Regions from separate parts of the Homo sapiens genome. Here region 2 is linked to region 1. Evidence: read pairs that join two places in POLR2A ChIA-PET (ENCODE). Cell type or tissue: MCF 10A. All regions are shown on one strand. Links, peaks and the distances in the headings refer to the core of each region. The heading gives the core; the rest is flanking DNA. Region 1 overlaps SPAG4 (sperm associated antigen 4). Region 2 overlaps CEP250 (centrosomal protein 250).

Region 1 (2,904 bases), core at 257-2,756:
CGGAGATTGTGGGGGTCCCCTGGACTGTCGGTCTGCTGGGGTGGGGGTAGTGCCAGAGGCTACAATCCTTAAGAAAGGGCTGGATATAAACAGACTTATGAGGGATTGTGCTTGAGGGTCTCTTGGGGGCTCTGATACTGGGAGGTCAAGGAGGAGTCGAGGAAAGGGGACACAGTCTTCAAAAAGGAAGCCCTGGCCGTTTCCAGGCTGAGGTAGGAGCAAGGACGACGGGAGCTGAGCGGCTCTGTGTTTTGTCCCTTCATCCAACAGGAACCTAAGGAGATGCTGACTCTAAGGTGAAAGAGGGCACCTAGGGTGGGAAATTGGGGGGCTCAAAGTTGCTTCTTTGAGAACCTTGAAGGCGTGGGGGCCTTTGGGAGGTGTCCAGGGGGACAGGGAGCCAACCCCACGGCGCCCACCTCCCACCTCCAGTGAGTACCACGAGCGCGTGCGCTCCCAGGGGCAGCAGCTGCAGCAGCTCCAGGCCGAGCTGGATAAACTCCACAAGGAGGTGTCCACTGTTCGGGCAGCCAACAGCGAGGTGAGCCCCGGCCCACCTTGGAAACCCCTGATGGATCCCTGCTCCCAGGGTCCTGAGACTTAAGCTCCGCCCAGAGCCCTGCGGGATTTCTCCCGGTGCCCACGAAGTCCATCCCAAAGCAACCAGCTCCCAGAGGTCCCGTCCACCTGTAAAAGCAGCCCGCAAGCCTCGCCCCTCCAGGCCTCGCCCTCCCTCCTTGCAGAGAGTGGCCAAGCTCGTGTTCCAGAGGCTGAATGAGGATTTTGTGCGGAAGCCCGACTATGCTTTGAGCTCTGTGGGTAAGACCCGGAGACACTGGAAGACAGAGACGCAGACAGGAAAGAGGCCAAGACACTGACACAGACAGACCCATGCACCTGACCGGCCGAAGACAGAGCCTCGGACAGCCCCCACCCGCCCCCAGCCCCCGCGCCCCCGCGCCCCGACTCCCGGCAAGGCCTGGGAGCCTCTGAGGGTTACTTCTCACTGTTCCAGGAGCCTCCATCGACCTGCAGAAGACATCCCACGATTACGCAGACAGGAACACTGCCTACTTCTGGAATCGCTTCAGCTTCTGGAACTACGCACGGCCGCCCACGGTTATCCTGGAGGTGAGTCTGGAAACATCCCGGGATGGGACCCCGGGCGGGACGCTGGGAAAAGCACCAAAACCCCGCCCTACAGGCGGAGCTTGGCTGAGCCGAGGGCGTGGAGGATGGCGTTTAACTCAAGGAGAGACCTGGCATTGCTGGGGACTGGGGCGGGCTGGAGGTGGAGCTCTGGGCGGGTCGATGGATGGGGTCGAGCTGAGGCCCGGGCTGGGGAGCGGCAGCAGTCGCTCTGTCCGACGGTTCCGATGGTCCCTCCGCCCGCCTGCAGCCCCACGTGTTCCCTGGGAATTGCTGGGCTTTTGAAGGCGACCAAGGCCAGGTGGTGATCCAACTGCCGGGCCGAGTGCAGCTGAGCGACATCACTCTGCAGCATCCACCGCCCAGCGTGGAGCACACCGGAGGAGCCAACAGCGCCCCCCGCGATTTCGCGGTCTTTGTGAGTGCGGACGAGGTCAGGAGGTGGGGGATTTTGCCTAGAGAGCCCAAGCAGTCTTGAGAACTGGTGCCGTTATCTGAGTCTTCGCTTGCTCATCTATAAAATGAAGATACTACTATTTGCCTCTCAGAGCTGCTGTAGGTTATAGTCATAACCATATCCAGATATTAGTTATTGCTTGCAAAGCACTTACTCCGTGCCAAGCAGTTTACAGGCATTCTTATTTTGCTGTTGTTTTTGAGACAGTCTCGCTCTTGTCACCCAGGCTGCTGGAGTGCAGTGGTGCCATCTCAGCTCACCTGCAACCTCAGCCTCTAGGATTCAAGCGATTCTTGTGCCTCATCCTCCCGAGTAGCTGGAATTACAGGCGTGCGCCACCATGCTCGGCTAATTTTTGTATTTTTAGTAGAGATGGGGTTTCACCATGTTGGCCAGGATGGTCTCAAACTCCTGACCTCAAGTGATCCGCCTTCCTCGGCCTTCTGAAATGCTAGGATTACAGGCATGAGCCACCGTGCCTGCTTTGCACCCACATAACAACCTATGATGTACTGTTATCTCCCCCTTTAAAGATGAAGAAAGTAATGCTCAGAGAGGGGAAGTTATTTTTCCAAGGTAATACAACTAACAGTTGGCAGGATTAAATTTAAAACCTGGTTTCTTCCCGGGAGGTGGAGCTTGCAGTGAGCCAAGATCTCACCACTGCACTCCAGCCTGGGTGACAGAGCAACACTCCGTCTCAAAATAAATAAATAAATAAAACCTGGTTTCTTAGAGCCCACATTCTGAATTACAGTGTACGACCATCAAAAAATACATGAGAACATGCATATAGCTATTGAATACACAGAAGATCCTCAGCAAAGTTTTCTTCTCCCCGCCCCCCCCGCCCCACCTGTCCCCCTCATAGTTCCTCCTTTCATTCTTCACCCACCAGGGCCTCCAGGTTTATGATGAAACTGAAGTTTCCTTGGGGAAATTCACCTTCGATGTTGAGAAATCGGAGATTCAGACTTTCCACCTGCAGGTGTGTTTGTCTCTAGGGTGAAGGTGCCAAGGGAGTGGGGCAGTGAGGGATGAATGATCCAGGAGGAGGGCAGCCCTTGGCATGATCCATTTGTCTCCCCAGAATGACCCCCCAGCTGCCTTTCCCAAGGTGAAGATCCAGATTCTAAGCAACTGGGGCCACCCCCGTTTCACGTGCTTGTATCGAGTCCGTGCCCACGGTGTGCGAACCTCAGAGGGGGCAGAGGGCAGTGCACAGGGGCCCCATTAAACATGCTGATTTTTGGAGTAGAATTGAGTTCTGCTGAAGGATACTGGATCAGTGCTTTCGG
Region 2 (2,904 bases), core at 221-2,720, 100 kb before region 1:
TCCTATATTCCAAATACGCATGGCCCAGGACTGGCAGAGTCGGAGCTCGGGGTCTAGCTGTGACCTGGGGATCGGTTGGAGTAGCTTCTTGACCAGCCGGAATTGGGTTAGGTGTCCTAGCATTGGTGCCTATGGAGAAGAACACAGACTGTTTATCACTCACCCCTGGTTCCAGTACCAAGGAAAGGCTGGAGCCATTGCAACTGGAGGCCCAGCGGAGGAAGGGATCAAGAAGAGGATGCAGCCCAGAGCCCAGGACCGAGCATCCACCGGCCTCTGGAGATGGCGTGGTCTCCAGTTGCATCGGGGCTTCAGGGCCCATCTGAAGTGCTGATCAAACCAGGCAGACACACCATGCTGGTGAAGGCAGGCTTTGTAGATGCGGGGCTGAATTGAGCAGCCACAGAACCTCTGCAGCTCTGGGGCCAGTGGCAGAACTTCTAGAAGTACCTGTGGGGTGGGAAACCCCAGCCACAAAAGCAGTGAGCTGACTTCCAGGCCTGAGGCTTTGCCTGCAGGCCTCATCTCAGCCCATGGGACAGATTCCTGGTTTTTTTAGTTTGGCCTTGGGGTAGATGATACCTTCAGCTGTCCACCCTGCAATACCTCACCTCCTGCCTTCTGACCCAGTACTCTGCAGAGCGGGGGAATGGGGCCAGGGGACAGGGGCAGGGAAGAGGAAGAAGCAAGAGCTGCCAGTGTGCTCCAAACCAAGAGAGCCCTCCACATGATTCTGGGCACAGCTGAGGAGGAGTGCAAGCTCAACTCTGCTCACCACACTTAAGAAGCAGGCAAGGGAGGATGAAGGGCAAAAACATGGGGTCCTGAGGCCCTTTTACTCCCTCTACCCTGCTGGAGGTGAGGATGAGAGGTGAGACTTCGTTGGACTGTGCTCCTGGCCAGTTGATCTCACCCAACTCATTACATCAGTAGCCTGGTCACAGGGTGGACACTCTGACCTCTTCTTAGCCTTTCATTGGCAATACTACCAGCTCTATATATGCCCTTATAGGGCCTGAACCTTGGCTCAGGTGGATGGGCTTGGAGGTAAAATAATTGAATGGGTCAGGGGTAGGAGGAGAGATGAGTCTCTGCCAAGGCTGTGTGATGTGTCATCTGAGAGAGTGGGTAACCCCTATTCCCAGCACATGGCCATTTATTTAGAGCCAGGGAGGGGGACGAGAATTCATATTCAAATGTGATTCTTTCTTAATTACTACCAGTTGTTCAGGTGAGGGAATCAGGGAAGGCCAGATTAATAATCCACACATTGCCCTTGCACCTCCTGTCTTGGTTTCCTATCAAAACCTCTCCCGTATCTATGAACATTCCAGCCCTGCAGGTCAGATTGCTGGCCAGGAGTAGTCTCACATTCTAGCTGACTGATGGCCTCGGCTTCTGCTGTTGTATGTGGTTTGATGATTCATGCTGGAGCCTTTGGCTATAACTCTCTTCCCTGTATAAGGGCCATCTGAAGTTTGTCTGCCTGACTCCATTACCTGGTGAATGAGATTGGCTAGCTGCTGCTCCTGCCCCAGCTATTCAGTCATTTGGCAAATACTCATTTAAACAAAGCTCCACAGGGATCTCTGAGAAGGAGCTCACCTCTAGGCACACAGAACCTGGACACAGATGAAAGTTTGCAGAATGACCCAGTTGTGCAGAAGAGACCCACTGGCTGCTCTCAGTGAGGCCAGGGAGAGTCAAACAGAGCATCTTGGACAAAGAGAGGGCTTGAAGGCCCTTTCAAAGTGTCAAGCCAGTTGGATGCACGGGTTGTGTGGAGTCCAGGGGTACATCCAGAAGCAATGGCAGGTGTTATCCATTCATTCAGGTTAGACCTCTGAGCAGACGGCAGAAACGTCAGCCACAGGTGAGCATAAGCTCAAACCCCCCCATTGAAGGCTACATTCTTGTCCCACAGGGCAGAGCACATGGCAAGTGGCATGCTGACTCAGACACCGGGCACTGAGAAAAGTGGGAAGCCATGGTCACAGACTCTACATTCCCCTCTCCTGTTGGCCTCCATCCCTTCCTCAACCGTCCGCAGAACACCTCCTTCCAGCACCTTAGCTCCTGCCTCCCTCTGGACCTATTCAGTCCTCAAGGGTGCCCTGCTAAAGGCTGGGCTGAAAGCTAAGAGGAGAGGTGGCATTCAATGTGTCCTGTGTCCTCCCTGGGGTTGATTAAGGGGTCGATGCCCAATAGAGTCCTTCATCTTGGTGTTCAGCCCAGGGTCCAGCTGCCAAGGGAAGGCTTGGCAATCAAGGGTGATGGAGATAAGAATGAAAAGGGGCACCACCCTGTGCCAAAGCTGGCATGTTGTATATCTGAGAGAGGAGCTGCCTATTCACAGTGTAGGGTTGTCAAGCTGGAGGCAGGGAGAGAAAAGCAAGAGCTTTTTGGTTCCTCTTGAGGATAGAATCTATAGGAAAATGTAAGAGGGTTAAAAATAAATTTCCCATGCATCCAAACTTTTTTCTTTGGTAGACTTTCTTGTCATCTATTTAAAATGAAACAAGTGCATGTACGTGGTTAAGACATTTTAGCTAGGAATGATGGTGCGTGCCTGTAGTCCCAGCTACTTGGGAGGCTGAGGCAGGAGGATCGCTTGAACCTGGAAGGTCAAGGCTGCAGTGAGCCGAGATCATACCACTGCACTCCAGCCTGAGTGATAAAAGTGAGACCCTGTCTCAAAAAAAAAAAAAAAATTAAAGAAGTTAAACAGTGCCGGGCTTGGGGGCTCACGCCTGTAATCCCAGCACTTTGGGAGGCCCAGGCAGGCAGATTGCTTGGGCTCAGGAATTCAAGACCATCCTAAGCGAAAAAATATAAAAATTAGCTCAGTGTGATGATGTGCCTGTAGTCCCAGCTACTCGGGAGGCTGAGGTGGGAGGATCACCT

Evidence for each region. Peaks named below come from ENCODE experiments on the same cell type or tissue, not always from the same donor. Only the 100,000 strongest peaks of a DNase experiment are listed, where the experiment ranks them.
Region 2: POLR2A ChIA-PET joins it to region 1 with 10 read pairs; 6 of 35 experiments call an interaction of 5 or more read pairs at or near these places.

What each region holds. Positions count from the first base shown.
Region 1 is chr20:35,618,180-35,621,083 of GRCh38, forward strand. SPAG4 (sperm associated antigen 4) reads left to right here. Exons shown (of 12, transcript NM_003116.3): 6 at 271-296; 7 at 433-541; 8 at 744-819; 9 at 1,016-1,131; 10 at 1,400-1,567; 11 at 2,505-2,594; 12 at 2,697-2,904. The coding sequence ends at 2,843. Among named protein-coding and RNA genes, the nearest start is that of SPAG4, 3.8 kb to the left of the region's middle. RefSeq lists enhancers at 1-106, 107-1,056, 1,164-1,393. In MCF 10A, for the core only: no CTCF peak of the experiment used is centred there; a DNase peak (open chromatin) is centred at 1,212.
Region 2 is chr20:35,515,058-35,517,961 of GRCh38, forward strand. It overlaps CEP250 (centrosomal protein 250), which reads left to right. Exons shown (of 35, transcript NM_007186.6): 35 at 1-2,904. Among named protein-coding and RNA genes, the nearest start is that of C20orf173, 13 kb to the right of the region's middle. In MCF 10A, for the core only: no CTCF peak of the experiment used is centred there; a DNase peak (open chromatin) is centred at 1,404.